Linked DNA regions of Homo sapiens: region 1 is linked to region 2. Evidence: read pairs that join two places in POLR2A ChIA-PET (ENCODE). Cell type or tissue: GM12878. All regions are shown on one strand. Region 1 has its middle 13 kb from the start of AMZ2. Region 2 overlaps WIPI1 (WD repeat domain, phosphoinositide interacting 1).

Region 1 (5,000 bases), 210 kb before region 2:
TTACCTTAAGAGATCAGAATGTGTTCTTTAGCAAGACTTGATTACAACTGAAGTTTGTAAAAAAAAAAAAAAAAAAAAAAGGTATATTTACAAAAACACTTCTAACCTCTTGTAAGGTACCTTAAGAACGTGCCAATCAGAAAGGGGGTTAGGGCTGGACGTGATGTCTCACGTCTATAATCCCAGTGCTTTGAGAGGCCAAGGTTGGAGGATCACTGGAGCCCAGGAGTATGAGAGCAGCCTGGGCAACATAATGAGACCCCATCTCTACAAAAAAATAAAAATTTTCTGGGTGTGGTGGCCTGCATCTCTAGTCCCAGCTACTCAGGAGGCTAAAGCAGGAGGATTGCTTGAGTCTGGGAGTCTGAGGCTACAATAAACCGTGATCACACTGCTGCACTCGAGCCTGGGTGACAGAACAAGACCCTATCTCAAAAAAAAAAAAAAAAAGAGATTGATCAACAATAGAAAATGAAAGGTCAAAGGAAAACCTTTGGGCTGGGTGTGGTTTTGGATCATGCCTATAATCCCAGCACTTTGGGAGGACAAGTGGGTGGTTCGCTTGAAGTCAGGAGTTCGAGACCAGCCTGGCCAACATGGCGAAACCCCATCTCTACTAAAAACACAAAAATCAGCTGGGTGTGGTGCTGCATGCCTGTAATCCCAGCTACTTGGGAGGCTGAGGCACGATAAATTGTTTGAACCTAGGGGGTGGAGGTTTCAGTGAGCTGAGATTGCACCACTGCACTCCAGCCAGAGCAAGACTCTGTCTCAAAAAAAAGAGAGACAAACTTTGTTCATTCTCCTCAACACCATCTGGAAGCATCAACTTCCAGGCTGAGATGGCTTGGATCTTATTGTGGAGATGCACTTGCCAAGTGTCTTAGTCAGCTTGGGCTGCTACCACAGAGTATCACAGGTTGGGTGGATTACACAACAAGCATTCATCACTCACAGCAGAGGCTAAGAAGTCCAAAGTCAAGTGTCAGCATGGTTGGGTTCTGGGGAGGGCTCTCTTCCTGGTCCCCAGATGGCCAGCTACATGTTGTGTCCTCACATGGCTGGGACAAAGAGGATGCACCAAACTTTGAGGGGTAGGGACCATTAGGGTCATCAACTAATTACCCATGTTTACCAAGAAAGCTTGTTATAAATTGGCTTCCTGGCTGGGCGTGGTGGCTCACGCCTGTAATCCCAGCACTTTGGGAGGCTGAGGCAAGTGAATCACCTGAGGTCAGGAGGTCGAGACCAGCCTAGCCAACAAGGAGAAAGCCCGTCTCTACTAAAAACGTAAAAATTAGCTGGGCGTGGTCGTGGGCATTTGTAATCCCAGCTACTCGGGAGGCTGAGGCAGGAGAATCACTCGAACCTGGGAGGCGGAGGTTGCAGTGAGCCGATACCGCACCACTGCACTCTAACCTGCCGACAAGAGCGAAACTATGTCTCAAAAAAAAAAAAAAAAAAAAGAGAGAAATTGTCTTCCCCTGCCTCCTGGGAGTGAAGGTGCTGATCTATGAACCTATGTCCCCAGCCCTCTGAGGGTGATGATTCAATACAAAGCCATTGGGGTTTTTCTACATCATTCTCTCTATGAGCTTGGATGTTACAAGGGTGGTCCATTCTTTTATTTATTTTTTATTTTTAATTTATTTTTATTATTTTTATTTATTTTTTTTTGGGACAGGGTCTTGCTCTGTTGCCCAGGCTGGAGTGCAGTGGCATGATCTTGGCTTACTGCAGCCTCAACCTCCTGAGCCCAGGCGATCCTCCCACCTCAGCCTCCTGAGTAGCTAGGACCACAGGTGCACGCCACCACACCTGCTTAAGCTGATCCATTCTTGCTGTGCTGGGTCACCCCCAGGTGACACTCAATGTCAATAAGTCGTGTTTTATTCCAACAACTACGCTTTGTTTTTCTGGATTGCTACTACAGCAAATCGTAGATTCCATTTCTTCAGCATATAAATGTGTAACAAGAACAAGTAGCATTCGGGCTCGGTGGCTCACACCTGTAATCCCAGCACTTTGTGAGGCTGAGGCAGGCAGATCACCTGAGGTCAGGAGTTCGAGACCAGCCTGACCAACATGGAGAACCCCTGTTTCTACTTAAAATACAAAATTAGCTGGGTGTGGTGGCACACTTTGGGAGGCTGAGGCGGGTGGATCACTGGAGTCCAGGAGCTCAAGACCAGCCTGGGCAACATAGCAAGACTCCATCTCTAAAAAAAAAATTAAGATTAACCAGGTGTGGTGGCACATACCTGTAGTCCCAGCTACATGGAGGCTGGGGTGAAAGGATCGCCTGAGCCCAGGAGGTCAAGGCTGCAGTGAGTGCACAGCCTGGGCAACGGAATGTGACCTTGTCTCAAAAAAAAAAAAATCACTGCATTATTTTAATAAAAACATGTATCTTATTGGCTGGGTGCAGTGGCTCATGCCTGTAATCCCAGCACTTTGGGAGGCCGAGGTGGGAGGATTGCTTGAGCTCAGGAATTCAAGGCCAGCCTGGTTAATATAGTGAGACATCTATACTACAATTCAAAACAACAATAAAAAAATTAGCTGGGCATGGTGGCACACACCTATAGTCTTAGCTACTCAGAGGGCTGAGGCGGAAGGAATGCTTGAGCCCAGAAGGTCAAGGCTAAAGTGAGCCCTGATGGTGCCATTGCACTTCACAGAGTGAAGAGTGGGTGACAGAGTGAGACCCTGTCTCAAAAAAAAGAAAAAAAAAAAAAAGATAGCTAGGAGACCAGCCCGGCCAACAACATGGTGAAACCCTGTCTCTAGGAAAATACAAAAATTAGCCGGGCATTGCGGCGGGTGCCTGTAATCCCAGCTACTCCGGAGGCTGAGGCAGGAGAATCGCTTGAACCGAGGAGAGGGAGGTTGTGGTGAGCCGAGATTGTGCCATTGCACTCCAGCCTGGGCAACAAAAGCAAAACTCCAATCTTAAAAAAAAGAAAAAAGATAGGTAGATAGATGTATCTGCAAATGATTCCTAGGAGCAGCCCAGGCCTAGAGAGTGAAACCACTCATAGTGACTCACATCAACAGGCCCTTTTGTCAGCGGGCATTTCCGTAATTAGAACTTGTGACCAACACATCCAACCACGAGGATATATCACAAGTACTTGTCTCCAGCGCTGGTTTCTTAGCAAAAAAACAACTTGTTAAATGTCAGGGCTTTGTGTTTTTGCCTTTGGGCTTTTGCCATGCCTGGTTATTGGGCACCTTCTGGTAATAAACAGTTGAAAGGAGCTGTTCCCATGTCTTATTTAATTCTCTCATTAAGCCTGTGGGCCAGAGGTTCTTATTGTTCATACCCCTGGATAAACACACTGAGTCCCAGGGAGGTAAAGTGCCTTGGCTGAGGGCCACCCAGGAGCTGGTGGTGCCTCAGCTGAACCCAAGTCCACAGACCGTGGAGTTCGCGCCCTCTCACTGTGGCACACGGGCCTGAGCCTCAGGAACACTGCAAAGTAGGTTGGCTTCCCCCTTACGGAGCCCCTATCCGGGACAGCCTCAATCCCTCAGGGCCCCTCTCGGTGCCTGCTTGGCTGACTGGGCAGCCCAGAGAGAACAGTGACCCAGAAAAGCAAGAGGAGAGTTTCCAGGAGGACAGAACACTGGTGCTATCAGGTGCCAGGAGCAGCGTGTGCCACGTGTGACCCTGCTCTGCTGTGGCTTTTTGGTACGTGCTGTGCCCTCAGCCTGGGCTGCCGTGGACTGGCCGTCCCTACCCCTCCAAGACTTAGCCCAAAATCTTACTTTTTTTTTTTTTCGAGATAGTTTCTCACTTGGTCCACCAGGCTGGAATGCAGTGGCACAATCTTGGCTCACTGCAACCTCCATCTCCCGGGCTCAAGCGATTCTCCTGCCTCAGGCTCCCAAGTAGCTGGGATTATAGGTGCCCGCCAGCATGCCTGGCTAATTTTTGTATTTTTAGTACAGATGGGGTTTTGTTACGTTGGCCAGGCTGGTCTCGAACTCCTAACCTCAGGTGATCCACCCGCCTCGGCCTCCCAAAGTGCTGGGATTACAGGAATGAGCCACTGCATCTGGTTTCCAAAATATTACTCTTTTCCCCAGAATGGAAATACAATTATTATTCAAAATATAAGAGTAATCTTAAAAAAATGTTTTAAAACGTTTTATATATACATGTAAAATTTATATGCACATTATATATATCAAATGTGTGAATATGTATTTTTGTGTTTATAAACACTTAAACTATGTAAATTTATATATAAAACTATAACATATGAACATGATATTATACTATGTATATGTTTGGTAACCCTCATTTTCACTCACTACAAAATAAATGTATTTTATATAGTAAGTATAGATTTACATAATTTTTTCAAGGTAAATAGTTAAAAAAAATAAAGCTAGTAAATGCTCATTGCAAAATAAATATTGCTAAAAAATATCAAGAAGAAAGTAAAACAGCACAAAAAGCCCTCCTTCTAACATTATTAACATTTGGCAAACATCCTTTTTTTTTTTTTTTTTTTTTTTGAGACGGATTCTCACTTTGTTGCCCAGGCTGGAGCGCACTGGGGAGATCTCAACTCACTGCAACCTCTGTCTCCCAGGCTCAGGTGATTCTCCTGCCTCAGCCTCCCCAGTAGCTGGGATTACAGGCACCCACCACCACATCCCAGCTAATTTTTTTTTTATATATATTTTAGTAGAGACGGGTTTCACCATGTTGGCCAGGCTGGTCTCCAACTCCTGACCTCAAATGATCCACCCACCTTGGCCTCCCAAAGTGTTGGGATTACAGGCGTGAGCCACCATGCCCGGCCCAAACATCCTTTTTTACACACATATACACCCATATTTTTATATAAATAGCTTCAAATTATATATACACTGCTTGGGACTTTTTAAAACATTTCAGCAAGATCTTGGGGACATCCTTCCATGATAATACGCATAGCATGAGATTGTTCTTTTTAATGACTACATAATATTTTATTGTGAGAGCA
Region 2 (5,000 bases):
TCCTATCTCTACTAAAAATACAAAAAATTAGCTGGGTGTGGTGGTAGGCACCTGTAGTCCCAGCTACTCAGGAGGCTGAGGAATGAGAATCACTTGAATCCGGGAGGCGAAGGTTGCAGTGAGCTGAGATTGCACCACCTCACTCCAGCCTGGGCAACAGAGTGAGACTGTGTCTCAAAAAAAAAAAAAAAAAAAGGAGAAACATCTGTTTGCAAGGGAGGGTGCTCAGTCCTGAAGCAACCCTGTCCTCTGGGGGTCAAGTGTGCAACAGGTGTGAGGAGTAAGTGGCATTTACTGTCCACTCCCCTCTCTTCAGAGAAACTGAGAGCCACAGGCAGCTTCTAGCTTTCTGCATGCCCGATGTCCCTCCCCAAATCCCTGAAGGCCCAGCTCAGGCCCTGCCAGCCTCAAGCTCTATGCAGATTCAGGGGCCTCTCATTCCTGATCAGAAGAGCACATGCTCCCTTCAACTGTGTCCGCACCCCAGAGTTAAACATGGTTCCACCCCTGCCAAAGGCTGCTGGCGCACCTGTCTCAGACCACCTCAGACAGACTGTTGAAGGGAACTCGTGACAACTAGATTTTGGGCTCCTGGTATGAGGTTGCCTAATGGTGCCTACTATGGTGCCAAGCACAAAGAATGTCTGCAATAGATACTTGTCCAGATGATTTCAGCCTCTCATTTCTAAGGGAAAAACTTACCACCCACAGCTTCTTCACGTACCGTCTTCCATTTCAGAAAATGTGCTTCAAAGTCATTATCTCACAGAACTCCCTAACAGCCTCAATGGCTTTGTTCTTTTATTTATTTATTTATTTTTAATTTATTCATTGTTTTTTGAGACAGAGTCTCGATCTGTTGCCCAGGCTGGAGTGCAGTGGTGCGATCTCAGCTCACTGAAGCCTCCGCCTCCTGGGTTCAAGTAATTTTCCTGTCTCAACCTCCCAAGTAGCTGGGATTACAGGCACTCGCCACCATGCTCAGCTAATTTTTGTATTTTTTTGGTAGAGACAGGGTTTCTTCATGTTGGTCAGGCTGGTCTTGAACTCCTAACCTCAGGTGATCCACCCGCCTCGGCCTCCCAATGTGCTGCGATTATAGGTGTGAGCCACCGCACCCGGCTAGCTTTGTTCTTTTAAAATATCCTTTTGCCATAGCTGAAATGTGAAAGCACTGAAATCAACAGCCAAGGGCCATTTATAGAATTGGAATGAAGAGAAGGCATCAGAAGTATTTCATGCATGGCAGTTCCTGTGCTGGTCACTTTCACAAACATTACCTTGTTTAATTCTCAGCCAACCCTGGGAGATGGGTATTATTCATAAGGGAACCAAGGTTCAAAAAGTCTAGGTGACTTGGATGGCACCCAGATAGATCTTGAAATTCAGTGAAAGCCAAATAACTCAGAAACAGCAAATAGAAGCAGTTGTTCAATGATACTAAACTGAAATATAATAGAAGCAGTTGTTCAATGATACCAAACTGAAATATAATCTGCAAATATTAATCTGGAGTCATTAAATGTACAAGTTGTTCCAGTGTGCTGACTCCTCACCCCACCACACAATGAAGGAATTCTTTCTTGTTTACTCCTAGCTTGATGAATTCATATAATGTCATCTGCTATTTCAATATAACAAATCCAAACCATTCCTCTTCTTATACACCAGGAATGTATTAAATAGTGTTAAATCCCGAGAATTCAGTAAGGTTTAATATCCTAGCATATCGTCGAAGTAGAGAGATTTCTTTGTCATGTAATAAAACATATTCTTTATGGTTCAGATTGTCTTTTTGCTGGCCATGCAGACACGCCAAGTTGAAACCTGCTTCTAATTATCACGCCTACTCTGTACTGAACGAACCACAAAAAACAATTAGGGGTAAACACTTTTCAACAGCAGATGCTTGAAATCTTTTACATGTCTACCTTACGTGCCTTGACACATTTGCTGATATGGGTCCCAGACAAAGGGTGTTGTTATTCTTGGACTGCAATGAAGGGCACACAGCCCCCCTGCAGGACACACAGCCTGACATAATTTGAATCTGCCGCCATTAAGACAAAGCTTCGAGATAAACCTCACTAAGACTCAAAAAGCAAACACTGCTTCACGTTCGCAATTTGGAGGAAAATAAAGCTTGGGAAAGAAGCACCAGGACATGAAATTTCAGGGACATTTGTTCCATTTTTGGAGCTCACCTGTTGGGTTTGCAGGAATATCCAGGAGGGTCTTCAACAGCTTCATGTCTTTAATGTTGTGAATATAAATGGACTCTTCTAGGCAAACCAGCAGCCTCTGTAATCACACAGACTTATCAGTCTACCGAACCGTTCCTTACAAAGACCCTGACCAAATCCAAATCATTCATCTTTCATATGAGTCCTAACTTGATTCTAAGCCTAAAGCAGAATTTTGATGATGCATTTTGAAGATTGTGTTTATGGATGTACACACATACACATGTAATCATCCACCTGAACACAAGCATAAAATGCAAGATCTTAAGAAATTTTATTAGAAATTAAGATTGTTTTTACTTCTCTCCTTCCTTCTTCCCTCCCTCCATTCCTCCCTCCCTCTCTTCCTTCTCCTTCTTTCCTTAGAACAGGGATCCTGAACACTTTTTTTTTTTTTTTTTTTTTTTGAGAAGGAGTCTCACTCTGTCACCCAGACTGGAGTGCAGTGGCGCAATCTCAGCTCACTGCAACCTCTGCCTCCAGGGTTCAAACAATTCTCCTGCATCAGCCTCCTGAGTAGCTGGGATTACATGCATGCACCACCACACCTGGCTAATTTTGTATTTTTAGTAGAGACGGGGTTTCACCATGTTGATCAGGCTGGTCTCGAACTCCCGACCTCAGGTGATCTGCCCGCCTCGGCCTCCCAAAGTGCTGGGATGATAGGCCTGAGCCACCGCGTTCAACAGGACTTCTGAACACTTTCTGATCAGACCCCCTGTGCCATGTAAGACAATTTCATGTGCCTTCTGTAGTTTCCACTGCCATCTAACAGGCTGCCTTTCAGTGTTTATAGCACAGGTCTCCCTCCTATATAAAAATGGGTTTCTTTGCTTTCTCTCCATCACCAAATCTTAGGTTTTACCCCTCTCTGAATAATTACCAGCTCTAACTTATTTCTACTCAGACTCTCCTCCAGGCCTGCTTTTGGGCCGCTGTCTGAGCCCTGGCAAAGGGAAAAGGAGAAGGGCTTCGGCCCCATTTGAACACCCCAGTGCCCCACGTCCCCACTGTTCCTTCCTGGGCTCCTCTCTCTGGTGCTTGCTCTCCCCACTGCTGCCAGACCCTTCTCTTCCTCTCCACATGAAAGCTTGTCAGGTTCAGAGCCTCTTCCCAATGGCTGTGCTCTCAGCTAAGTGAAAACAGGCCACAGGGTTGATGTATCGGGTGTTTAAAGGAATATAACGCATAGCCCAGTACAAGGGCAGACATCGGTGCTGGTGAGGAGGTGTCAGGAAGGCATTTCTGGTTGGGCAGCTCCTCGCACATCTGAGCAGCTGCCGACCACCCCTGCACATGCCTGACTTGGCTCCCCTCAGGCCAGTGTTTCTTAGACCTGGATGCCCAAGGAGCTGCCCAAGGAGCAAGCCCTGGGCTCTCCCCGGAGATTCTGGTTTGGGAAGTTTTTAGACGAATACCAGGTGATTGCGATGCACACTGAGGCTCAAGAACCACTGGTCTCAGCCAGCTCCTTTTATTCCAGGGAACATCAGCTAGAAGGGAAGGTACCAAAAAATACCACACAAAAGAGGCAGGCTCTGCTCCTGGGAAAAGCCTGCCCTGCTATTCCCCAAGGAAGACTATCCATGGCTCAGAATGATGAAGGTCATCAGTGTTAACCAAGCAGAAAAATAAAATTTAAACACATTTCTCAATTTTTTTTTTTTCAGACAGGGTCTCGTTCTGTCACCCAGGCTGCAGTGCAGTGGCAGGATTACAGATCACTGTAGCCTCAACCTCTGGGGCTCAGTCCATTTTCCCACCCCAGCCTCTCGGGTGGCAGGGACTACAGGTGTGCGCCACCATGCCTGGCTAATTTTTTGGTATTTTTTGTAGAGACCCGGGTTTCACTATGTTGTCCAGGTTAGTCTACCTCCTGAGCTCAAGAGCTCCTCCTGCCTCGGCCTCCCAAAGTGCTGGGATTACAAGCATGAGCTACTGTGCCCAGCCCTTTCTCAGTTTTACCTAAGGCTCTGTCGTAGGTCTGAGACTGGGGACTGAGGGTTAAAAAAATTCTAACAGGTTCTCAAAATTGATGATAAATATGAGTGTTCCTCTGTGAAATATTCTCTGACTTATCCAATCACTGTGCCTTTTGCCAGCACATGCCGTGGTTAGAACTACGTGGTTCTATGCTTCCTTCTGTTCAGAGGTTTCTGATATCCTCTTGTGTCCCCTCCCAGCCCCACACCCAATCCCTGGGATAGCGGGGCCTTGACATATGCCTCTCCTAGAAACAGCATCTACATCTAGCCCATCTGATCTGATCTGCATTTTTTTCCCAAGAGCTCTGATGGCACCATCTGCTCTGCGGCTCACTCAGCTGAATTTCAGGTCACCCTCATGCTGGCTGCAGATAAGACTAAACGCAGAGGGAAACAGAGAGAAAACACTGGGAGGGAACGAGGATGCACTCTTAGTTCGTGTGAGAGCATGCTTCTGGGGTGGGCACGATGCTGCTGATTGCTTTTTTAACTATCAGTTTTCAGCCCCCGCAGAACCATGGTCTTGCCTTCAACTCAGCTCCTTGTCTGTTGCTTTGAATTTCATCTACTTTTCTAGGTTTTATAAGCAATAACTCCTTTTATCAATTACAAAATATTTATAGCATCTGCCCTAGAACACCACAGATTTGGCCTCAGAGGCTTCGAGCCAATCAGCCTCCATCTGGATAGCAAGGGCCCCTGGGAGGAGACTGCAAAAGAACTGTAAAAGTATGCAAATCTAAATACATCATACAGCTGTCTTGATTCCATA

What was found. ChIA-PET counts read pairs that join two places held together with the same protein. Peaks named below come from ENCODE experiments on the same cell type or tissue, not always from the same donor. Only the 100,000 strongest peaks of a DNase experiment are listed, where the experiment ranks them.
Region 1: POLR2A ChIA-PET joins it to region 2 with 12 read pairs; 24 of 35 experiments call an interaction of 5 or more read pairs at or near these places.

What each region holds. Positions count from the first base shown.
Region 1 is chr17:68,232,063-68,237,062 of GRCh38, forward strand. It overlaps a transcript of AMZ2 not described here. Among named protein-coding and RNA genes, the nearest start is that of AMZ2, 13 kb to the right of the region's middle. RefSeq lists an enhancer at 3,586-3,645. In GM12878, no CTCF peak of the experiment used is centred here; a DNase peak (open chromatin) is centred at 3,057; H3K27ac peaks cover 1,307 bases.
Region 2 is chr17:68,442,289-68,447,288 of GRCh38, forward strand. WIPI1 (WD repeat domain, phosphoinositide interacting 1) reads right to left here. Exons shown (of 13, transcript NM_017983.7): 4 at 2,205-2,301. It also overlaps a transcript of ARSG not described here and a transcript of PRKAR1A not described here. Among named protein-coding and RNA genes, the nearest start is that of WIPI1, 13 kb to the right of the region's middle. In GM12878, no CTCF peak of the experiment used is centred here; no DNase peak of the experiment used is centred here.